Linked DNA regions of Homo sapiens: regions 1 and 3 are each linked to region 2. A link is a loop called in an ENCODE intact Hi-C map of the cell type or tissue named here. Cell type or tissue: mammary epithelial cell. All regions are shown on one strand. Links, peaks and the distances in the headings refer to the core of each region. The heading gives the core; the rest is flanking DNA. Region 1 overlaps DMD (dystrophin). Region 2 has its middle 120 kb from the start of DMD. Region 3 overlaps DMD (dystrophin).

Region 1 (8,441 bases), core at 133-8,132, 560 kb after region 2:
ATATATATGTGTGTGTGTATGTGTGTGTGTATATAATTTTTGTGGGTACATGGGGTGTTTGTGTATATATGATATATATGTGTATATGTATATATATACGTGTGTGTGTATATATATATGGTACGTGAGATGTTTTGATAGAGGCATACAATATGGAATAAGCACGTCATGAGAATAGCATGTCACCTCAAGCATTTATCCTTTGAGTTATAAACTAATTACACTCTTGAAGTTATTTTCAAATGCACAATTATTGACTATATTCACCCTATTGTATCAAATCAGAGGTTATTTGAATTTGCAGATACAGAACCCGCAGATACGGAGGGCCCACTGTATATCACTAAATCATTCATACCTCTCCACCTGTACAACCACCACCATAGTTCAAGTTATTCTCATCTTTTTCTGTGACTGCAGGAAGAACTTGACAATGACTGGCCCTATTTTCTTTCTGGATTTAACTTAATTCTCTTTTACACACAATCATCTAGCATGATATTTACATAGTTTAAGGCCTTAGCACTTGCTGTTCCAACTCCCTGGGATGTTGTTCTTCCACTCTGCATTTCACAGCTGAACCCCAGAAAGATTATGTCCTTTGTTGATTTAACCCTTCTCAGAATAGCATGTGTCTCTGTTACTGCATACATATTGAAACTATTCTTAGTTTTTTGTTTTGTTTTGTGCTTATGTTATCACATACTATACACACCAAGTCTGTAGGCTGTTTTTTTGATATTCTAGTGATTTTTAATGATAATATTTAATACATATATGAGAAAAGAACCTTTTTAATGTTAAGGGAGAGCATGATCTGTGAAATTATCTGTCTTTAATTTATCTTTGGAAATGAACATTTTTCAAAGTTTTCATTAGATTGTATTCAAAATTGGTTTTTATTCTAAAAAATTACCATGTTACTATTTCATATTTAAATGCAACTAGGATTAGACAAGCAACAATAATAATTTTTTTCTTACCTGGGAGCCTACATGAATACTGAGTGTATTAAGATATCAACTGAGATATCTTGCTATCTTAGTTTGAGGAGAATACCATATATTTGGGGAAATAGAGAGAAAGTGGAGTGAACATGTAATTTATGTCTCTTAAAGGTGACTCAAATGTTCTTTATCTGTATCTTAAAATCTTTAGTGAGCATTCTTCCTTATGTTTAGGCTAGTTTTCTCTCTGAGATAGGTAAAGTAAGCTACTTTGCCTTAGTATGCGGATGTATGTGTGTGCACGTACTCATGTGCCCATCTTGTCAATACATGGAGAGATGGAATAAGACGAATGTAGTATGTCTGGGGTAGAAATTTGGTTGCAGGAGAGAGGCTGACACATTCACAAGCAGCAGCAAGGGAAGAGGGATTACTGGAGTAGAGGCAAGGGAGAATTTATTTACTTAATTACATAATACTTATTTAGAATCTACAGTGTTCCCGGTATATTGAGTTATATATGAGAATGCAAGAAAATGACATCACTAGTTTAAAGATACAATGTCTTCTGTTTTTCAAATGTTTCGTTGATTTTGTTTTATTCAATACTGTTTAGTACAATATTAACAGAGTAAACAACAGTATGAGTCCTTCTCATGTTTCACTTTGATTGTATCATTGATATTTAATCCAACGTAAAATTCCTAACCTTCAAAAAATAATTCTCACTTAATGTTCCAGTGGAGTTTGTTCCCACCATAGTACTGCTGGCCTATCACAATGCTGTAGGTAGTTGTAGACTTGTTCAGTCCTGTTATTGGTGGTGACTTCCTCATGTGCTGGGACCTTTATTATTCACAGCTGAATTCCCAGAGCATAAGAGTGCCTTTTTTTTTTTTTTTTTTCTTTTTTTGAGACAGAGGCTCGCTCCGTCGCCCAGGCTGGAGTGCAGTGGCGCGATCTCGGCTCACTGCAAGCTCCGCCTCCCGGGTTCACGCTATTCTCCTGCCTCAGCCTCCCGAGTAGCTGGGACTACAGGCGCCTGCCACCATGCCCGGCTAATTTTTTTATTTTTTATTTTTTTTTATTTTTTTTTTATTTTTAGTAGAGACGGGGTTTCACTGTGTTAGCCAGGATGGTCTCGATCTCCTGACCTCGTGATCTGCCCGCCTCGGCCTCTGAAAGTGCGAGTGCCTGTTTTTTAATGTACAACAAATGTTTCTTGAAGACACGGCTTTTACATTAGCATATTACATGAAAGTGTGAGGGTCATTAATATGTGTGAAGACCAGTTAGGATTTTAAAGTTCTGATCAGATACGTTATCAAGCTGATAGATTAAATTAACTGATTAATCCAAGGAATTAACATTAACAAGCAATGAAATGGTCAGTATCCAAGTATTGAAGTTGTATTTGGGTTTTACCTAATATTTTCCTTGATCTTACTGGCTACTTTGTTGTCTAAGCTGAAGAAAGGCCTTCCTGATTACCTTTATTTAAATAAAATAACAGTGGTGAAGGTAATTTCAAAAAATATTAACTATGCTAAAACATATACCTGTGGTTTGATATACAAGAAGCTGCAGAAGGTTCTCAGAAATATGTAAAACAATTTATTCCCAAGGTAATTGATAATTGTATGCATTCTTACAGAATAAGCTGTTATAAAATTTCAAACTTTATCTAAAACTCAATAGCACGTCTCATAAAATGAACTAAATAGTTCTGTCGGGCATAAGAATGTCGGCTTCTAGTATAGAATTCCATGTATGGTACAAAAGTTGTAGAGAGATTGTGTAATTGCTACATTCATCGTATAATTTTAGAAAAATCCTCTTGGTAATTTATATGGTAAAAATTGACTGTTACAATTAGAAACATAAGGCATATTTTGTCTCAATGGATTTTATTGAGTATGCTAAAGCAATACACACTACATATCGGGTAAGTGTGTGTACTATGAGGGGAGAAGTATATGGATACACAGATCATGATTTCTATGTAAAATTTATATCAGGCTTGTATGGGAGAAGATACATGACAAGTTAAAATATAAAATGACCACATAATTAAAGTATAATTTAAATTGGGATTATTATAATTTAAATATTTTCCCAAGAATATCTTGAATAGTAATCTTTAAAATTTTTCTTTTTTTGATTTTTTTATTATACTTTTAGGGTACATGTGCATAACGTGCAGGTTTGTTACATATGTATACATGTGCCATGTTGGTGTGCTGCACCCATTAGCTCGTCATTTAACATTAGGTATATCTCCTAATGCTATCCCTCCCCCATACCCCCACCCCACCCCACCCCACCCCACCACAGGCCGTATGCAGCCATAAAAAAGGATGAGTTCATGTCCTTTGTAGGGACATGGATGAAGCTGGAAACCATCATTCTCAGCAAACTATCGCAAGGATAAAAAACCAAACACCGCATGTTCTCACTCATAGGTGGGAATTGAACAATGAGAACACATGGACACAGGAAGGGGGAACATCTGTAAAATCTAAAAATAATTTAGTTTCAAAAGATAACTTTAAAAATGTCTAAATGCTAGTGGTAAAAATTAAATATGTAGATGATTTATTAAACATTTTAAAAACCTCATGAAAAAGGGAATGTGCGACAAAAGACTAATTTGCAGCTATCAAAAAATAGGAACAGAAAAAATGTGCTAGCATATTAATATAAATATTAGGTGTCATTGTGTGTCCGAGCAACATTGTTATCAGTTCCCATCTAGTAATGACTCTCTGTGTGTGTGCAGTAAAATCAATAATAAAGGGGATGAATAGGACGACTTTCATTTGAAACTAAATCTCTTGGAATTGTGTGAGCTACTGTGCCACCTATCAGTGGAATGATGAAATAATTCATACATGAACAATTAGCTTAAATAATCAGCTTAATTTAGTCAAATTTATTACAGGCACCAGTTTACAAAAATAATTGGTGCCCAAGATATTTAATACTTGGGAATACCAGAATTAGAGTATATCGGAGACAAAGTGAAATCTGGATACTCAATATGATACGACTTTTTTGTTTAAACCTGCATATTTAAACTCTCCTTTGGTAGTTGGATGCTGGCTCCCCAAGGATACTCATGTCGAAATCCCTAGAACCTGTGAGTATAGTACATGATACATGACACAGGGGAATTAAGGTTGTTAATTAGCTGATCTTAAAATAGGGAGGGAGATTAACCTGGATTACCTGAGTGCACACTATGTAGTCACCGGAATGCTTAAAAATGAAAGAGGCACAAGAGTAGGCCTGAGTGATATAATTTGAGAAAGACTATACCTACTGTTGTTCGCTTTGAAGAATGGAGGAAGACCAGGGGTTAAGGAATATTGGAGGTCTATAAAAGCTAGAAAAGGGAAAGAAACATGATCTCTTCTAGAATTTCCAGAAAGGAACAAAGCCCTGCTGTTGCTTGAGTTTAGTCTAATAAGACTCATGTCAGATGTCTAACCTACTCAGCTGTAAGATAAAACATTTGTCTTGTTTTAAGCCATTAAGATTTTGGGAATATGTTACAACAGTAATTGAATACTACTGCACTCTCTGTAGTTTTTTTTCTGTTCAGTTTCTTAGCTCTGGTCTGTTGTACTTGGCTGTTCAGCTTTGGGGCCTGACAAACTGCCCTCAATGGTAGAAGTCCAGCAGTGCTCATTTCTATAGGGTTCGGGACTTGAATCACAAAAGGCACGAAGGGAAAAACTTTTTCCCTCACCCTAGACGAAAGTCCATATTTTTTTTTTTTTTTTTTGCGAGGATCTGACATTTTAAAAGATGTTTAGCAGTAGAAATCCCTACTGTTTTCAGGGAATATTATCCTCTACGCTTCTTACCTGGCACAGTCATGGGACAATTACATCAACACACAATACTTTGTCCTATATATTCTGTATTATTTTTAATTAACAGCATCAACTGACAAATCTATGTTGAACCATATGAAGCCCAGGTCTCACCTACAGTCTCTTTTCCAGTAATATTCAGACATATATCAGTTTTTTAGAATTCTTGCTGGGATTGCTTCTTGTATGGTTAAATGAATGTGCTCATGTGCATGGGTATATAATTATGTGCATGCACACATGGACGTGCGCACACTGCTGGACATCCAAAATTGAGCAGCGATGTGCACAGGGCATAAGAATGTATACTTGATACTTAAAAGGATTTCTAAAATTTTTACACAGTAACTGTTGCCATCCTTAAGATAGCTCTTTCCTTAAGTATGCAAAAACAGTTGGGCTGTTTCAAATGCTTATGGAAGCATCTGAAATTTCCTTGCAGAAGAATGTCTTTGTTTTAAATTTACATGTCTAAATACCAATTGGAAAGGTAAAGATTTGCTCAATAGAAAGGAGTAATCTGTTAAAAGTTTAAAAAATACCGATTTCTTTTGGAAAACTGCGAAGTCCTGAATTCAGAGGTCTTATTCTTGTTTATTCTAATCACCCCATCTGAAGGAAGCATAACTTTCCCCAATGACTGAAATAATAACAGTAAGAATGAGAATACATGGAAAATGATATTAAATTCTTACCATAAACAATCTTAAAATTTTTGCTTTGAGGTTAAGTTTTCTGAGAAATTCCATACTTGCTTAAAATATGTTTTTACAAAGTAATAACTGCCATTATTATTTACAACACATTAAGTACTATCCTAGTTATTTCAATTGCATCCTCCCATTAATTTCCTAGCTTGGTAGGATTCCCCCCCCAACCAGAAACCAAACTTAAAAACTAGGAACTTCCAGTCCAGTCTGTATCCCTAGATGTAAGATTCTGACCTGGATAAATTGATAATGCTGCGAAACAAAGTGACCTAGAAATCCAGCTAATCTTATCAGTGCTCGTTTTTAATTGAGAAAATCTAATTACTCAGATAATTGTGGAGCGTGTTGCATACTCTTAATTACTGTAAAAACAAAAAAAAAAGACAAATTTATGCTGCTATATAGGCCTCACGCCCTATAAAACTGGATATACTTTTTTATGACCCATTTAGCTTCATTCATTTTATCAGTGCATAGAATGCAGTATGTTTTCCTTATTTCATACTATTTTGTTTTACTTTTTGTAACCATAAAACATCAGCTTTCATGCACAAGCATATTTTTGGTTGGATGAGTTTGTTTAATTAATTAAGCATTTGAGAACATCAGTGGTTTAGTTTTGAGGTGTCACAAATAGAAAAACTTAGGGAAAATTTCTCATTGTATTGGAAACAATTTATTCTGCATTAATAAGTTGATATAATTTGGCTCTGTGTCCCCTACCCAAGTCTCATCTCAAATTGTAATCCCCACGTGTAGAGGGAGGGTCCTGGTGGGAGGTGATTGGATCAGGGAGGCGGTTGTCCCCATGCTCTTCTTGTGATAGTGTGTGAATGCTCATGTGATCTGATGGTTTAAAAGTATTTGACAGCCTTCCCCCCGACCCCACTGCCCTGTGAAGAAGGTACTTGCTTCCCCTTCACCTTCCACCATGATTGTAAGTTTCCTGGGGGCCTCCCCACCCATGTAGAACTGTGAGTCTATTAATCCTCTTTTACTTATAAATTACCCAACCACAGGTACTCTTTATAACAGTGTGAAAACAGACTAAAACAGAAAATTGGTGCCCAGATAGTGGGGCATTGCTATAAATATAGCAATTATAGAAGTGACTTTGGAACTGGGTAACTGGCAGAGGTTGGAACAATTTGGGGGGGGGGTCAGAAGAAGACAGAAAGATGAGGGAGAGTTTGGAATTTCCCAGAGACTTGTTGAATGGCTTTGACCACAATGTTGATAGTGATACGGACAATGAAGTCCAGGCTGAGATAGTCTCAGATGGAGATGAGGAACTTGTTGGGAACTGGAGTAAAAGTGACTCTTGCTATGCTTTAGCAAAGAGATTGGTGGCATTTTGCCCCTTCCCTAGACATCTGTGGAACTTTGAACTTGAGAGATGATTTAGGGTATCTGGCAGAAATCTGTAAGCAGCAAGGCATTCAAGATGTGACTTGACTTTTTCTGAAAACATACGGTTATATGCGTTCACAGAGAGATTATCTGAAATGGGAACTTTTCTTTAAAAGGAAAGCAGAGCATAAAAGTTTGGAAAATTTGCAGCCTGTCCATGCGGCAGAAAAGAAAAACCCATTTTCTAGGGAGTAAGTCAAGCCTGCTGCAGAAATTTGCATAAGTAAAGAGAAGCAGAATGTTAGTAGCCAAGACAATGGGGAAAACGTCTTCAGGGTATGTCAGAGACCTTTGTGCCAGCCCCTTCCATCACAGGCCCAGAGGCCTAGAAGGGAAAAATGGTTTGGTGGGCCAGGCCCAAGGCCCCACTGCTCTGTGCAGCCTTGGGACCTGGCTTCCTGTGTCCTAGCTGCTTCAGCTCCAGCCTTGGCTAAAAGGGGCCAAGGTACATCTTGCACCATTGCTTCAGAGGGTGCAAGCCCCAAGCCTTGGCAGCTTCCATGTGGTGTTCTGCCTACGGCTGTGCAGAAGGCAAGAAATGAGGTTTGGGAACCTCTGCCTAGATGTCTAGAGGATGTATGGAAACACCTGGATGTTCAGGTAGAAGTCTGCTGCAGGGGCGGAGTCCTCATGGAGAACCTCTACTAGGGCAATGCAGGGGGGAAATGTGGGGTTGGAGCCCTTCCCCCCACCACAGAGTCCTCACTGGGGCACTGCCTAGTGGAGCCATGAGAAGAGGCCCACCATCTAGACCCCAGAATGGTAGATCCACTGACAACTTGCACCATGCACTTAGAAAAGCTGCAGGCACTGTGAAAGCCATGGGGGCTGTGCTCTGCAGAGCCACAGGCGTGGAGCTGTCCAAGGTCATGGGAGCCCACCCCTTGCATCAGCCTGCCCTGGATATGAGACATGGAGTCAAGGCAGATTTGGGAGCTTTAAGATTTAACGATTGCCTGGCTGCATTTCAAACTTGCGTGGGACCTGTGTCTACTTTGCTTTGACCAGTTTCCCCCATTTAGAATGGAAACATTTACCCAATACTTATACCTGCATTGTACCTTGGAAGTAACTAGCTTGCTTTTGGTTTTACAGGCTTGTAGGCAGAGAGAACTTGCCTTGTCTCAGATGAAACTTTGGACTTGGAATTTTGACTTAATGCCGAAATGAGTTAAGACTTTGCGAGACTGTTGGGAAGGCATGACTGTGTTTTGAAATGTGATGACATGAGGCTTGGGAGGGGCCGGGAGCAGAATGATATGGTTTGGCTATGTGTACCCACCCAAATTTTGTCTCAAATTGTAATCCCCACGTGTCAAGGGAGGGAACTGGTGGGATATTGGATCATTTGGGGGATGGGGGATGGGTGGTTCCCCTATGCTGCACTCATGATAGTTCTCACAAGTTCTGATGGTTTAAGTGTCTGGCTGTTCCCTGCCCCCTCCTGCCACCTAGTGAAGAGAGTGCTTGCTTCCCCTTTGCCTTTCACCATGATT
Region 2 (8,441 bases), core at 232-8,231:
TATAAATTATATCTAATAAACTATAAGTTACTGATTGTTGTGTATATCTTGATATATAGGGATTATTTGTGTTTGTTATACAAAAATCAAATGGAAGTAGAATAGCTAAAATGTATGAGTACTTGCACACAAAGCACACACACACACACACACACACACACACACCATAACCCCTTAGGAAAACACTATTTCAGAATAGCGATATTGGCATATTTCACATATGCTAAATGAGTTATTCCTTATAGTTTCATAATGTAACTATGAAACCAGCTGTCTGTTTACTTTTTGTGGTAGGGGGGATAGCTTTCCTAACAAACTAAATACCTAATACAAATCTGAGAGGAAACATATGATTTTATTAATTTTTCTCATGAAAACACTTAAACTTTCTTGTGTTATAATTTCAAACCATAAGTGCCCCCAAGACAGGCAAACTTGGAAGTTTTAGAGAAAATTATACGGTATAATTGATAACAATTACAGTTTCTTTTAACAAATACTGATTCACGATTAGTATTTTTAAAATACAAAATGCATTTTCCTGAATAGCATTTATTTACTTGTTAAAGAAGTTGTGTAAGAGATTCAGCTAATCTAATTTCTTACTTTGTGAAGAAATCACTCATCTAAAGTCAAAATATCAAGTATAAAGTCTACCCTTGGGAGAAGCATACAGGGTGCCAGACTTTAAATATCTCCAGTGTGCAAAATAAATAATATTTTCTTGAAATATCCTCTTATTTGAAAATTTGCTATAGAGTCACAAGAGGCAAATTCCATTTGAGAAAGTGCATGCTATATTTTACAACGCAGAAATGTGGAGCTGAGCACACAACATCTTATTGCAAAAGTACAATTCAGAAGAGAGTTTTTACCCTTAAAAGGCTGTGAAGATAAGTAAAAATCAGCCAAAATTTCAGTGTGAATAATATGATGTTTGGCGAGGAACTCTACTATTGTTACACTTAGGAAAATAATCTAATCCAAAGGCTTTGCATCTGTACAGAAGAGCGAGTAGATACTGAAAGAGATTTGCAGATCCACTGTTTTTTAGGCAGGAAGAATGCTCGTTAAATGCAAACGCTGCTCTGGCTCATGTGTTTGCTCCGAGGTATAGGTTTTGTTCGACTGACGTATCAGATAGTCAGAGTGGTTACCACACCGACGTTGTAGCAGCTGCATAATAAATGACTGAAAGAATCATGTTAGGCATGCCCACCTAACCTAACTTGAATCATGCGAAAGGGGAGCTGTTGGAATTCAAATAGACTTTCTGGTTCCCAGCAGTCGGCAGTAATAGAATGCTTTCAGGAAGATGACAGAATCAGGAGAAAGATGCTGTTTTGCACTATCTTGATTTGTTACAGCAGCCAACTTATTGGCATGATGGAGTGACAGGAAAAACAGCTGGCATGGAAGGTAGGATTATTAAAGCTATTACATCATTACAAATACAATTAGAAGCTGGCCATGACAAAGCATATGTTTGAACAAGCAGCTGTTGGTAGCTGGGGTTTGTTGCCGAGCTCTTCAAACTCTGCAAACAGTGTTGCTTTTACAGAATGGATTTTAAAATTGCCTTGTGCTGCGTTAGATTTTGGGGAGGGGGTGTGCTTGCCTCCAACCTCAGGAAAACACTTCTGGGATAGAAATCAGTGTTAGAAGATTTTAGAATAAAGTATTGTTCAGGAGTCTAGGTTTCTTCAGGTAGATGATGACAGGGGGAAAAAAATCTTCGGGGAAATCTACCCCAGATTAGTTATATGCAATTTAGTTGCAAGAACTGATTGATGTATTGGCATATTCAGACAGTGAGAGAAATGAGAATGTACAGAATGTTTGGATAGGTTGAAAATTGTTATACTTGGTTTCTATTTTATAAGGAGTTTGGCTGTCAGTCATTTCTCCTCATCAATTTCTAGCTTTTGACATTTATTCAGTCATTCTGCATTATATGAAGAAAATATATCAATATCTCCTGCAGGGTTTTTCAACAACTCTAGCATCTGTTTCAGCTATTGAACTGTATTCACGTTTTGCCAAGTTGATGTCGACCCAGCTGGTCTATGATTTCTCGCTTGATTACTGCTCTTAATTTCTCTGTATCAGCTTGTTTCAGATAGGGCTTTGAAGGCTGTTAATGAAAAATGACAGAAGTGATAAATTATTGAAAATGTGAGCATTTATTTATTTATTTATTTATTTATTTATTTATTTTGCCCTTTAATGAGTTTTGTCTTACATTCTTTCTTGCCTGCGTACGATTTTTAGAACCCTTTCTCTGTTTTGCAATATTTCTTTCCCCTACAATCAGTGGATTATAATTATAAGTACTTTTAAGCAAATGGAGCATGAGCATGGACAGTATTTGGCTCCAAAAATAAAGTTTTTGGAGAAAGGGGAGCAATTTATGCTTTTTGTATAAACTATGCATCGTTTCTATAACCTATCTTCACATGCTGTCATGGGGATCTGTCAGTGACTGTAATCAGACTGAACATATTGAAATAATCTTTATCACCACTAGGGTAACAAGCAAATAAAACATTCAAACATTTAACAAGTGATTGTTTAAAACAGATGTTAAATAATATAGAAATAGATTTTCCTAAGTGTGAAAAGCCTGATTATTAACTGTCTATGTAATACAGAATCTTTCGGCTCTCTACCCAGTCTCCTCCATAGCCTGAGGAGCTAAATCATCCAAGTTAATAGACTATCATATATGTACATCTAATATGACCTTTCAGTGTACACAGTGCTACTCGTATGTGCTGTGCCTTTTCTGTAGTAATTGTAATATCCCAGTCAGTCTGGTTAAGGAACACTATTGGCTGTTATGTAACTTTTTTTCTGAATGTTAGTCCATGGTTTTCAATTACGTATTCCTCTTAGAAAGGGTGAGTTAAAAACAACATGTATTTAAATATCAGTAAATTAATTAGCAAGTGGTGGGCTAATTACACTAGGATTTCTCCAAAATAATTGCTAACTTCTGTTTTGAAAAATAGTCAAGGATTTGGATGACTACTTTTTAACCTTGAAGCATACATTACCGTGGTTGAATATCATTCATAATTCATATATACAGCAGGAAAGAAAATAGTTTTCTAGATGTATCATTTTAGCAGCAAAGAATTTTTTTTTATAATGTGGTTCAGGCACTCTGATTATTTCCGTTTAATACTTTTAAGTACTGTAGATGCTTTTGTATAGTGTGTTACAGAACTTGGTTAATCTTTGGGAAGCTCAAAGACTGACAGAATTTTGCATCCAAATGCTACAGGGTTATTTTGTGGTTGGTTGAGAAAATTCAGCTCTGTCTATACTGTTGTTTAAAATACAGCCCTCTTTGGCCAATGTTACTTTTCAACTTTTTATAACCGTTTTAAGTGACCATTCAAGACTGTAAAAACTCTTTTACACTGCATCTTTAGTAGGACTCTCCTTTTGTGAATTGTCTCCTTCGAAAAAATGTGAGCTTCCTTCTAGCCTCACTCTCTTGTTACCATAGTTACTTTTAAAAGAAGGTTTTTCTTTTTCAATGAAGATAGCGTACTTTAAATCAGCCACTGGAATCCCCAAACTGTGTTTTTGTATTTTTTAGTTTATAGTTTAGGCTTGCTTCATTTGCGGTTAGAAAGTGCTCTGTATTTGGTCCCACTGATGAATGGATTGGACAGACGCTAGGTGGCACCAGCTGTTGATTATTAATGAAATCGTAAAGTCTATATGCCACGCACCTGAAGAGCAGGCAAACCCTTATTGATAAATGCATTGTAAGAGCTGGAAATGTCTGCCAATATTTCTTGCTCTAAAACAGGGTCAGCCTGCAGAGTGATGAGACCACGTGAAGTCTTCAAATCCCAATTGCTTAATCCTGTGTCTTCTGAAGTGCTTTAAGGAAGAAAAAACGATGAAGGAGAAATGCATAAAAATAGAAGGTGTGAAAGAGAAGTGGGACACAATGAAATAGACTGCAAACATTTTAATATATTTTTAAATCCAGAATTAGTGACTTTTATAAATCTATGTGAGTTTTCCCCAATTCTCTCAAACTCAGATTGTTTTCTCTAAGGCATTTATATTCTAAAACAATTATTTATCTCTTTTAGGTAAAAATTTTATTGAGCATCATTATTTTTTAAGTAAAAAAATCTCCCTTATTTCTCTTTTTGTGATAAGACTGTCAAGTGAAATTTCCCACATGAGCTAGAGTAGCTGCCTCTCAGGTGTTGCTCTTCAGAAAGATGAGCAGGGGAAGACACTATCGGTTAAGAAATATGCTTTGAAATGTTTTGCCTGAGAAGCTTGCTCCATCCTATTATCCTCCCATTCTCATATAATCCATCTTTTAAGAAGGAAAAAGCAAATAAAAACAAACCACTTAAGCATGTGCATACACACACACACACACACACACACGCTTTGGAAAAAAAAAAAAGTCAGAACTGTTTAAAAAGAGAAAGCCACGACAATATTTTAGTTGGTCCTGGAGTTAATAAACTAAAGTGAAAAATAGGAAGGAAAGTCCATAATTAGATTGTGGAGAGTAAATAATTACTTAAAACTGGAAATATTTTTCCAGAAAAATATGCAATATTTTTTCTTCACTGGGAGTAACTGACAATTCCTGAAGAAGGTGAGATGGTTTAGAAAGAGTGCAAAGATAATATATGCTGTGATTCTCCAATGTTATCTGAAAAGTATGTAATATGGCTAGTTATCTTGATTATAGCATGGACTTTGGTAAAGATTTTTATGATGCCCATATGGTGAAAATGGAGAAATATTTGCTGTTTGACATAAGAGTCTGGTCAATAAATCAGCTGGCTAAATGACCCTGCCTGTGATGTATCAATTAATGAATCACAGTAAACCAGGAAGAGGGCCTTTCACAGGACTATAGCATAGTTCTATAAAATTGGTTCCATCTGACTTGAACCTAATCTTCTGTAATGTGCCTTATGTCTCTGTTCTTGAACCTACTTGGCCTGTGAAATATTAATGTCCAAAAACTGAAGGACGATCCAGATAGCCTGTCTATCTGGGAAGCAGAACAAATACATTGAACTATTAGGGTACCAAAGGATTATGACCACCTAAAAACTGTGGTGAGGTCAAAGAGAATAATTGTAATAGGAATAAGTATAACATCCTAAGCTAAGGTTCATAAAATCAATCTGGCAAGTACAGGACATGAGAGAGTTAAAGCTTAGTAATAATTAATTGAATAAATCTTACTGATTTTGTTGGTCATCATTATTATCAGTCATAATTCATATGACATCAAAATACAATGAAACAAAGTAATATTGTTAGACATGTATCCTGAAAAAGGAAATGAAAAAAATGAGAACGAATTTTAGAAGGATATATATGATATAATGGTGTGTGTGTGTATATATATGATAGGTATGGTATATGTATATATTATATGTGGTAATATATACATATTTTAGAAGGACACCATGATCTAAGAGGAACCTTAACATTTGGGGGTATGTTCAGTGAAAAGTGTCTGAATGCTAAAAGGTCCTACAAACTATAACATTTGAGGGGCATGGAAAGTACTAGAAAAGTGAAAAGTTGAAGAATACTTGAAGGAAAAAAGTAGAGAAAATTAAGCTGATTTCAAATATTCGATGTGCTATAATGCAGAAGAGGGTTTAGACTCACTTGCACCTCTTTGGTAGCAATGGAAAAGTATTCTTCCAGTTAATGTTGTGAGCAGAGAATTGATTACTTTGTGAGACACTGCACTCCTTATTCCTAAAGTGTTCAGTGCTAAGAATGGAGTTTCTGCACTAAATGGAAATTGAAGAAGATGTCTGAGATAATTTTTAACTAAGAATCTGTGAGTCCAATCATTTCTTTTAAAAACATGTTCTTTTTTTTAGACATTTATTTCTCTGAGGGTCTCTACTACTCCACTCGCATCATCCAGGCTAGGGGTCAGTAAATGATAGTCCACATTGTCACATCTATTACTGTTTGACCAGTCATTTAAAATGGTTTTCACGTTTCTGAATTGTTTCATTTCAAGAATATTTCTGACACATGAGATTATATAAAATTTCAATTTAAGAGTCTATAGTTTATTTGGAAGACAGCCACACCCATTTATTTGTTTATATGCTATATAGGACTCCTTTCATGCTAAAACACAGTTGAGTACTTATGACAGAGACCATGTGGGCCACAAAGCAGGAATATTTACTATCTGGCCCTCGATAGGAAAAGTTTGCTCACCTCATCTCTAGACTATAAAGAAATTTTGTTTTTTGCTTATTGACTCAAGTATCTAAACAAGCAATGTAACAGTTAAATAACAGTTCTATACCATAAACAGAAATTGTAACCACCCATACTACTTAAGTACTAGAGACTTGGAAAAGTAGTTCAAATATGCAGCCTAACAGATAAAGATGGTTTCATTTGGCTGTTAGTCTATTGAGATAATTTACTTGTTGAGGAATGTTTATTTAATGTTTCCATAAAAAATTGAAGTCTCTGCAATCATTGACTTATATATAATATCTGCCTAGTTTGACTCCATTAATCTTGCTGAATTTACCTATTTGGTAGGATTCTGTTATTTTTATTGCTGCTTTTCCGTTAGTGTATGATTTCAGTAGACTTACAGAAAGGGTGAAAGTCAATGGAAAACAAGGTAAAGTGAGTGGAATTTTCTTCTTGCAGCTACCCTCTTCTCTCTTCGTGGGTTTATAGACTCTCTCAGCAGCTTTGGAATTGCAGTTTTAGAGACTTACTTTTATAACATTATGAGTGTGTTCTTGATCAAATATGTTCTAGAAGGGATCAAGATAAAACAAATGCACTGCACTATAAAAGAACAGTTAAGGGTTTTAGTAAATGATTGATAAGACATGCTAAATTTAAGAATTAGCAATGAGTTATTTATATTTTCCTGAACATAGGGATATGAGAAGGGATTTTTTTTCATGTCATAGGAGAAACTATAATCAAATTCTAAGCATAAAGCTGAGGGATTCTGAATTTACCACCAAATATTACAATCTCCATAGTTCCATAATGTGCAACTAAAATCCCCACATTTTTTTTCTAGGGAAAGATATAATTTCTGCTCACTGGTAGCGCTGGAAATTCCTGTAAAACCCATAGGATTCTTATTGTATTTCCATGAGGATGTTCCTGAGCAGCTACTTTGTGATGCCTGTCTCTATGGTAACAGACACAAGGCTTAAGGGTCTGAAAGAAATTCTTCCTGTTGGCTTAGGAATATGGAGCAATGAGGGAGACCCACTGAAGACTATAAAACTGAGGAAAGGCAAAAGAGGCAATTGAGAAAAAGTTGTCGTGGGGGAGCTTTTTTTGTGTATTTGAAAATAATTTCACAATTTCATTTGCTCTTAATATATCTCTGAATGAAATAAGAACCAACATACAAGTAAAGTTTTACAGAAAGAAAAAATTCTGTGAAAGTATTGTTTTTTAACCATCTAGTCAATTTTATGTAATTGAAGTCACACAGATTTTTTCTTTAGTTGGCTTGCCTTTCGCTACTCAAGAAAAGATTGCTTCTTGCCTGAAATTGGTAAGAGGACGGCTCTACCCCTGGCAAATTTAGTTCTTGTTACTGCTATCAAAGATCTTGATCTTTTAAAGGACTTTCTTTTTCCTGATTCCAAGGGTAAGAATATTGAACTCTGGTTCACATTACTCATAATCACTGAGCTTCTCAGGGAATTATGAAAGTACACTAGCCTTCCAAGATGTTCTTTTTTAGGTCTATTTCTCTTAAAGACCAGTAATAAATAGAGCAAATAGTACTGCTTATTTGAAAATTGGGTATTTCGTAAGAGGATGCTGGGTGAGAGTTTGTGTTTTTACATGTTTTACTTTGTTTCTCTTATTAAAATAACAAAAAAGCAAACAAAAAGCTCCTAGAAGTTTAAAAATATTTGATTTTCCATTTATTTGACTTCATCTTACTTTCAGCTTAGCAAATAGGGACACATCACATTTGAATTGTTTTAGAAAGGAGATAAATATGACTCTCCTTTCCCTTAGATTCAAAGTATATGTTCAAGGTGTCATCAAATAGCCAAAAGTCTTTAAAATATTTATGCTATGTAAATGTCCTTCAGGAAAATATAAGTCAGAGGGAGGAGATGGCCGTCTTAGTATAAAGCTCTCATGTGTATTTGCAGTGTTAACATGAGTGTTGATGTTTTATTTATCTTCTTAACATGTTATATCTGCACATGTCTTCATTTGTTATATGTTAGGGTCAACAGAAAAAATAATAAAGTTATTGCAAGTAAGCAAAAACTTATAACCTGATCAATAAAAATTAATATTTTAGGTTGGAAGATAAACACATCTCAAATGTCATTTTATAAGATCAAGTTAACAAATGTTAGCATGCTTAAAGCTTTAGAGGAATTAAATCTTTT
Region 3 (8,381 bases), core at 382-8,381, 320 kb after region 2:
ACAGACAAATAAGTTATGCATTGCCAAATTCCAGGACGCTATTCACATAGGTTACAACATACATGGAACCTCCTTGAGTTGTTCAAAATAGAAGCTCTGATTTCATGGTTGTTTTGCATTTGCGTTAATATGTTCACCTTTTGTGACTCTGATTATCTTATGGTATTCTGTATTGTTAATTATGCAATTATAATGTAAATGATAGATATCTGGTCAATGTGAAAAGCCATGGACTTTGATTCAGAAAATCTGTATCAAGTTCATTTCTGTCACTTAATAGCTTTATTCCTTCTCAGCTTGTGTTTATGTATAAAGTAGTAAATTACATACAGATTGAGAAGACATAATTAAAACAAACTTATGAATAGTAAGGCACTAAGAATTGTTATGTATTTTATAATAATAATACAATTAATTGTATTAATAATTATTATGTTGAAGAAAATATATGCTACTATACCAAAATAAGACAATAATTCATTGAAGACATTTTTCTTGTATTAAAGACGTAGAGGTGAGAGAGGACAACTAGCAAAGATGTTTATATGTTGAAGCTCACATTTAGTGTTATTTACACAGTAAATAAGTAACACTTTGCACATAATGTCAAGGTTTTCGTGCTGCCTTCGATGCTTACCTAAAAATTACTCCTTGTCCATATAATTGAAAAGAATAAAAATTTTATTCTACTACGTATTTTTCACTTAAAAGCCTCTAGATTAAATCACTTCAAAAGACCTCATATTGAGCTTTTGGCAGAGGGTTTTGGGTATGTTTCAAAGACATCTGAATGTATGCTTTCAACTGACTCATTTACTCTCTGCTTTCTGACAGAAAGTACGCATGCACATGTAGGAAATATAAGTGGAATTGCAAATAAGGTCATTTACTTTTAGGAATATATGTATATACTACTGATAAATGATGCGTTGACCAATCTTCCTCCATAAAGTCTATGAAGATGGTTTAATTTTGACCATTTGAAATGTTCCATTTCTTTTTAAAATTATTTTGGAAGGGCTAGTATTAATTTTATGAAAGTAAAGATTTGAAGGAGGCTAGAATAGGTTTGAAAACTATTACTATCTGTTTTTATTTATTCACCCTTGTCAACAAAGGAAATACTTCCATATTGTAGCTAAGATTTATCATATACCATATGAATAATGTTGATATTGAACATACATATAGAAGCTTGTGTGAATAACATAATTAAATAAGAAAAATGTATTTTGTAATGCTAAATAAAATTTCTCACCTAAGATGACAGTTTGAAATTTATTTATTCACTGTTATTTCTCATATTGACTAAAGGAATCTACTTATAGATTAGTATTGTGATTTAAAGATAAACAGATATTTTTGGTGCATGCATATATTTGTTATGCGAAAGTGATTCCTTATGTTTTTAAGAGAAGCAACGGAGATTTACTACTGAAAAATATATGAGAGCAAATATGATTACTTTGTAAAGGGCATTTTAATAACGGTTCTTTTAATCCAAGTAGATAAAATATAAAATTTATCAATTTTAAATATCTCTCAGATGCATTCATTTACTGAACATTAACTAATATGATTATATTTACAATAATTAAAAAAATAGTCTTTTGCTTGGAGAAAAACATTTTAATATATCAAGATTGATGATTTTTCTGTCCATTTGACTTAATACTAATTTCCAGTTTAGGGGCAAAAAGATCATTTGTAGAAGCATGAATTCAGTGAAGCTGTTTTTTAATAATTTTTCTCCCTAATCCCTTAGTATAAATCTTTGGGGACTTTTTTCTTTGAGTATTTATATGTAAGGCATGAAGAGTATCATTTGCATTTTTATTTGAAATGTTCTGACTTTTAGATGAAAAGAGGTCCTAGAAATTTTAGAGTTGTAGAATCTCCCCTTCCTTAAAGCATGCACGTATTTGTCAGATGTATTTTCTGAGCTCTTAATTTGTTCAGACAGTGTGCTAAGTTCTGGGAAGCAAAGATAACTAAACCATGCTCCTGCTCATCAGGAAACCTCTTCCATAGTGAGATCAGGCCCATGTTAGAGTATGTAGATGCTGCAAAGGAAGGAATAATCATTTCTCCATGGTTGGGTGGATGGCATGGGGAAAGGCTCCGAAATAGTTTTTCGGAGTAAATGACAGCTGAGAGTTTCTTTTAATTATACTGGAGTATCTATTCATAACTGGCGAATAAATACTGTTATTCAGAGGAGACTATTTTTTTATAATCATACAGTATTTGAACGACTATGGGTTTGGTCATATTAATTGTTTTTCAGATATTACAAATCTGAGGCGGGATCTTGCTCTGTCGCCCACGCTGGAGTGCAGTGCCATGATCTCGGCTCACTGCAACCTCCACCTCCTGGATTCAAATGATTCTCCTGCCTCAGCCTCCCAAGTAGCTGGGATTACAGGTGCATGCCACCATGCCTGGCTAATTTTTGTATTTTCAGTAGAGATGGGGTTTCGCCATGTTGGCCTGGCTGGTCTCAAACTACTGGCCTCAAGTGATCCGTCCTCACTGGCCTCCCAAACTGTTGGGATCACAGGCGTGAGCCACCGCGCCTGGCCATTTTTCAGAAGTAATTTTAATTTGGATGCCCCAAACCAGCATCACTCATGTTTAATTCCATTTATCAATGAATGTAATACTAAATGTAAAAAAACACTAACACATCATAATGGAAAGTTACTTTGGTTGTAAAATATGAATTATATTTAAAGTTGCTTCCTAACTTTTATTTTTTTATTTTGCATTTTAGATGAAAGAGAAGATGTTCAAAAGAAAACATTCACAAAATGGGTAAATGCACAATTTTCTAAGGTAAGAATGGTTTGTTACTTTACTTTTAAGATCTAAGTTGTGAAATTTTCAAAATGGACTATGTACCTGTGTATCTTAAAAATCCGTTTTATTTCTCTCATAGTGTCATTTTATTTTAGCTGTGCAAATCTGGAAATATTATGTTCACTCTTATTTAAGGAGTAAGCAGCAGAAGATATGGCAAAGATACACTATTTAATTATATAAAATGTATATCTTTGATTCTTCTTGACAATGTGAGTTTCTTTAATGACATGAGTCCTCAGAGTTTATAGCTGCAATCTTCCATCAAGTAGCTAGAATATGTCACCCAGCAGAAGAAGATATGAGGGAATTTTGTTGTGAAAATTATCATTTTTTTGTCCCTCTTGGTCTTTACCAAGTTCAAGAAAAGCAATATAATTGCTTTGGGTGTATTCAGCCACTATAGTTTAGAGCATATTTCAAATGATTAAAGACAATAAGTTCATCTTGTTTTTGTGCAGGCTTCAATCCATACTCTTAATATTTACTTAATTTGCAAATACAACTCAATTTTTAATCAATAGCGTGACTCTAGATGATTATAGGTGGACACAGAGCAAGATATTCTTACCTTGAAAACTAGTATTAGGAATGCAATATATGGAGGTTTATTGGGATGTCAAAGTTTAAAAGACTTGCATTTTAATTATTATTCTCGATTTGGGTAAATCAATCAAATGTTTGGTGAGTCGGTTTTCTTATGTTTCCATCATGAATGTTTGTATATGTATATATTGATTGCTTAATTGAGACATCAAATCTAGATAATGGAAAAATAAAGCTAATAAAATATGGCCCTTAAACCCAAGGCTTTAAGAGTGGCATAGTTTTGATAGTGGATATTTTGTTTCTTATTGTAATGATTTAAAGAGTCACTAAAAGTGAAAATTTCTACTAAAATGCCTGAAACTCTTAATAGCTATGAATTACTCCCTCTATGGGTCTGATTTTGTAAAATTCATGATAATGGAGCCAAAACAATCCACTAGGAGATCCAATCTCAAAAGTTCTCCCTTTTCTATGACAAACATTTTTAGAATATCGTCTATTCTTTGTGGTATTTGGTAGTAGAATGTTGCCATGTACTCTTTAATTTAACTTACTGAATTTTAACTAATAAAAGTTCATTTTATTTACTTGCTGAATAATTAACAAATTTCTATTACAGACGTAAACAGAAACATGTATTTTAAAAACGTTTTTTAAATCCTCAACTTTTTTTAGCTAAGTGAAATAAAATATAACAACACAAATATAGAAGAATAAATAAAAAGTAAACCTAGGATATTTAGGAAAGTTATTCATAATTCTCCGAATATTTATAAGATGGTTATATATAGTTTAATTGCTGTATATACTGGCATCATTGACATTTTTAAGTTTTGGAATTCTGAAGCAGACAAGAGACATATTTTCAAACAAACATACAGACAAATCAGAATTGTGAAGAAATTTTCTGAAATAGTAAATGTAACAATACTCTGAATCTTTGAATTGAACTAGAGTAATTTTTAAAAGGTGTGTAAACATGACAAGTACTGTGTATCCTCATTCCCGCAAGTTGAAATAGATCTTCGCTCTGTGCATTAACCTTTTCCATTATCATTTATCACAACTCACCTGTTAATATAGAAATCAAAGCTTGATATCCAATCCATCCTCTATTTATATATTGTTAGCACTGCCTCAGAGCAATTCGGTATATTTTTTTCTGTCCTTATGAATGCCCATATCTTAAAACTGTAAAATATTCACATATATGAGCACATTTATTGTTTTCTTCCAAAATATTTGCATCCTCTAACTCAACTCACACTTTTCATTTATATTACAAATGTTCTCCCTAAGTCTGTTATAACTGATCAGGAGAGTCACCATTCTTTCAAGTACAGAAATTCTATTATCAAGCATATCCTAGGTGTCAGGAATAGAAATAAAAGTTTACAAAGACAGAGGAGAAAACTTATTTAAAGGTAAAATGTATATATACCTGTGCACTAACTTCTAATTTTGAGAACTTGCAAAGAATCTTTTTCCTCTTTTCTTATTCTTTTCTGTCAAAACTTAGCTAAGTGACTGCATTCTTTTAGACACTTTTGAAGAAGATGGGAATTTAGAGGAAGCTAGTTGATTCAGTTTAAGCCACTTGGTGAAACCAAAAGATAAACATAATTGTGATATATATATCATTTGGCAATTTATTGCATCGCTGCATGCCTTTCAGCAGAATTCTAGCCCTGTAGGATACACAGATTAGTTGAAGTGGAATCTCCTGAACTCATGGAACCTACACAGTTATTTGGGAGTTTTTGGTTAATTGATAAATGGAGTTAGAACTGAGTGGGCTCAGTGTGGGTGGTCTGAGAAGGCAGTAATCTGAGCTAGAGGGAATCTGGTAACCTTTATGAAGAAAGCTCTAAAATGTGAGCCCATCAAAGGCAGGAATGTATATCTTCTATATAATCTCATTGTTTATTACTAGTACACTATATAAATATAATAAATATACTAGGTCAGTAGTACAAATCATTAAATCTATGCTAACTGTAGAAACAGAAGAAAAACTGGGTGGAAAAATTGTGTTGAAGAAGACTTTAAAAAGAGAAAAAAGAGAATGAAAAATTCTGTCTGTGTGGTAAATTAGACACAGGCACACACACATTCATACAACTATAAAAATGCCTCACTAATAAATCTAACTCATATTCATTTTTATAGTCGTATTAATGTCTATCTGTGTCTACTTTACCACACAGACAGATGATAATTTTTCATTGCCTTTTATACACACATTTATATAATATTTGTAAATTATAGAGAGACAACAAAATATTTCCTTGTTATTTTGTAAAGCTACGGAAGGGATATTTAAAGGAAATAAATGTGATTAAATGTATCCTTGTTGTTGTGGCGTCATTTGAAGCCAAATGTGTCTTTGCAGTAAATCTAACTGATTTTCCACTTTCCTGGTACCATTTTAAAAATAAGCCCTATCTCTTTTTAAAATAAGTCTTCTATTAACTTTGATTCCAAAAAATTCTACTAGAATGTGATTTATCACATCTATTATATAGAGATAACTGAACAATATTTATCTCCACATAAACACAAAACCATTTCTAGATAAGATTAATTCAGAGTAAATATTCTTTCCATGTAATTTATTGATATGTTATAATCCTTTAAAAAGCCTCGTGTATACTCTATGACAAATATGATTCGCATTATAAAAATCTTGCTCATCCATGCCGGCTTAATAAAGGGAAGTACAGTTTTGAAAACATGACCAAAAATAATTTTGTCATAAAATGTGCTTGATGTTTGTGTTTGAGAAAAAATTTTATGGGAAAAAATATTTACTGCCAGCTCAATTGAGAGAGATAAACTATCTCCCAATGAGTGATATGATGGTTTTGATCCTATACTGAATTTAGTAATCATCTTTATTTCCATACTCACTCTTCTGTCTGATTTTTTTCCAACATAGTATGCATGTTTGACTTAAATGAAGTAGAAATGCATAATTAGTTTTGTCTAATGTCTTCACAAAAGCCCATGATATGATAGTGTTCCTGGACCAAACTGAGGATTGGGCTGCTTATTCTTGTGGCCCAATAACGAGATGCAGATGAACGGGAAAAGGAGAGAGTTTTTATTTCTGTAAGTGGTTACAGGGAGAAGACCTGGAAATTATCCCCAGACCAACTCAAAACTATAAAGTTTTCCAGAGCTTATATACCTTCTACGCTGTATGTCTACATGTAAGTGTGTATCCATCTAAAGACATAAATGATTAACTTCTTCTGATCTGTAACTAAGATCTGATTCCTGAAGACATTCCTCTGGAGCCTCAGTAAATTTACTTTATCTAAATGGGTCCAGGTGCTGGGATGATTACCCTTATCTTATCTCCGGCTAAATCATGGAGTTTGGGGGAGTTCCTTCAGATGCCCAGTAAACTTGTTTGTGGAGTCCTGGGGAGTTTCTTCAGACCCCCAATAAAGCTTTTTTAATTCTAAAAGGGTCCTGTTAAGAATTCCTTCATTATCTTGTCATGCTTCAAGGCCCAGGAAAGGCCTGGGCAAAACTCTTGGTGGGCTTTTGTTACCGTCCAGCCTTTGTTTAAGGGCGCTGGCTCTATCAGCTTTTAATATGTAACTTTACCACTCAGTCAGTGCTGAAACAGTTGTTGTGGAGGCCTGCATTAGTGAGACCTGGCCTGCCACAATAGTTCATTTACCTCTTCATTGCCGCAACATATATGTCCACATTAAAAATCCAGGACTCACCCTCTTTGGGCAATATCATGTGATAAAATAAATTGATATGACATACTTCTTGCAAGATTTCTTTTTAATTTACCTTTTAGCCAGCATGATAAGCATGATGTAGGGTAAATTAACACTAAACTTTTGAGTCAGTAAGGTAGCCTTTCTTTTTTTAACTTTTATTTTAAGTTCAGGGGTACATGTGCAGGTTTGTTATATAGGTAAACTTGTGTCACGGGGGTTGGTTGTACAGATTATTTCATCACCCAGATATTAGGCCTAGTACCCATTAATTATTTTTCCTGATCCTCTCCCTCCTCCCACCCTCCACCTTCCGATAAGCTCCAGTGTGTGTTGTTCCCCTCTATGTGTCCGTGTGTTCTCATCATTTAGCTCCCACCTATAAGTGAGAACATGCAGTACTTGGTTTTCTGTTCCTGCATCATTTTGCTAAGGATAATGGCCTCCAACTCCATCCATGTCCCTGCAAAGGACATGATCTCATTCTTTCTTATGGCTACATAGTATTCCATGGTGTATATGTACCACATTTTCTTGGTCCAGTCTATCATTGACGGGCATTTGAGTTGATTCCACGTCTTTGCTATTGTAAATAGTGCTGCAATGAACATATGTATGCGTGTCTTATAATAGAATGATTTATATTTCTCTGGGTACATGCCCAGTAATGGGATTGCTAGGTTGAATGGTAGTTCTGTTTTTAGCTCTTTGAGGAATCACTACACTGACTTCCACAATGGTTTAACTCATTTACTCTCCCACCAACAGTGTATAAGTGTTCCATTTTCTCCGCAGCCCCACCAGCACGTTATTTTTTGATAAAGCAGGCTTCTTCACACTACTCTCTACCTTAGGAGAAAACGTTATATCCATACTTTAATTTATTTGAAAAGAAAGGTGAATATAAAATTGAAATTCTCTGAGTCTTATTTTTCTTATATGTTCTTGCCTACTTGTAACAAAACATATAATAAAAGGGCATTATAAATAGTAAATCATATAAACACAAAATATTCCCATTTTTGTCATTATGTAATGTATTTTCTGAATTGAATTGAAAAATGCATATATTTATGAATTTTTTTCTACTGAATCTCTCCTTCTTATTTACTTCTATTCTTTTCCATGATGTTACCTGGTCTTCTTGAGAACATGATATTTTAATTGTAATCATTGTGTTCCTAACTCCATAATTTCATGATGCTATTGAAATGCACATGAATTTTGATTCTA

The links. Peaks named below come from ENCODE experiments on the same cell type or tissue, not always from the same donor. Only the 100,000 strongest peaks of a DNase experiment are listed, where the experiment ranks them.
Region 1: a loop joins it to region 2, with 25 times the contacts of the local background. A loop is called at or near these places in 6 of 110 quality-filtered maps.
Region 3: a loop joins it to region 2, with 3 times the contacts of the local background. A loop is called at or near these places in 2 of 110 quality-filtered maps.

What each region holds. Positions count from the first base shown.
Region 1 is chrX:32,774,537-32,782,977 of GRCh38, reverse strand. All of the region lies in intron 7 of DMD (dystrophin), which reads left to right. Among named protein-coding and RNA genes, the nearest start is that of MIR548F5, 140 kb to the right of the region's middle. In mammary epithelial cell, for the core only: a CTCF peak has its summit at 3,810; no DNase peak of the experiment used is centred there.
Region 2 is chrX:33,332,237-33,340,677 of GRCh38, reverse strand. It overlaps a transcript of DMD not described here. Among named protein-coding and RNA genes, the nearest start is that of DMD, 120 kb to the right of the region's middle. In mammary epithelial cell, for the core only: CTCF peaks have their summits at 2,515 and 3,679 (motif pointing right); no DNase peak of the experiment used is centred there; H3K27me3 peaks cover 509 bases.
Region 3 is chrX:33,014,593-33,022,973 of GRCh38, reverse strand. DMD (dystrophin) reads left to right here. Exons shown (of 79, transcript NM_004006.3): 2 at 2,774-2,835. Among named protein-coding and RNA genes, the nearest start is that of DMD, 190 kb to the left of the region's middle. In mammary epithelial cell, for the core only: a CTCF peak has its summit at 3,838; no DNase peak of the experiment used is centred there; H3K27me3 peaks cover 615 bases.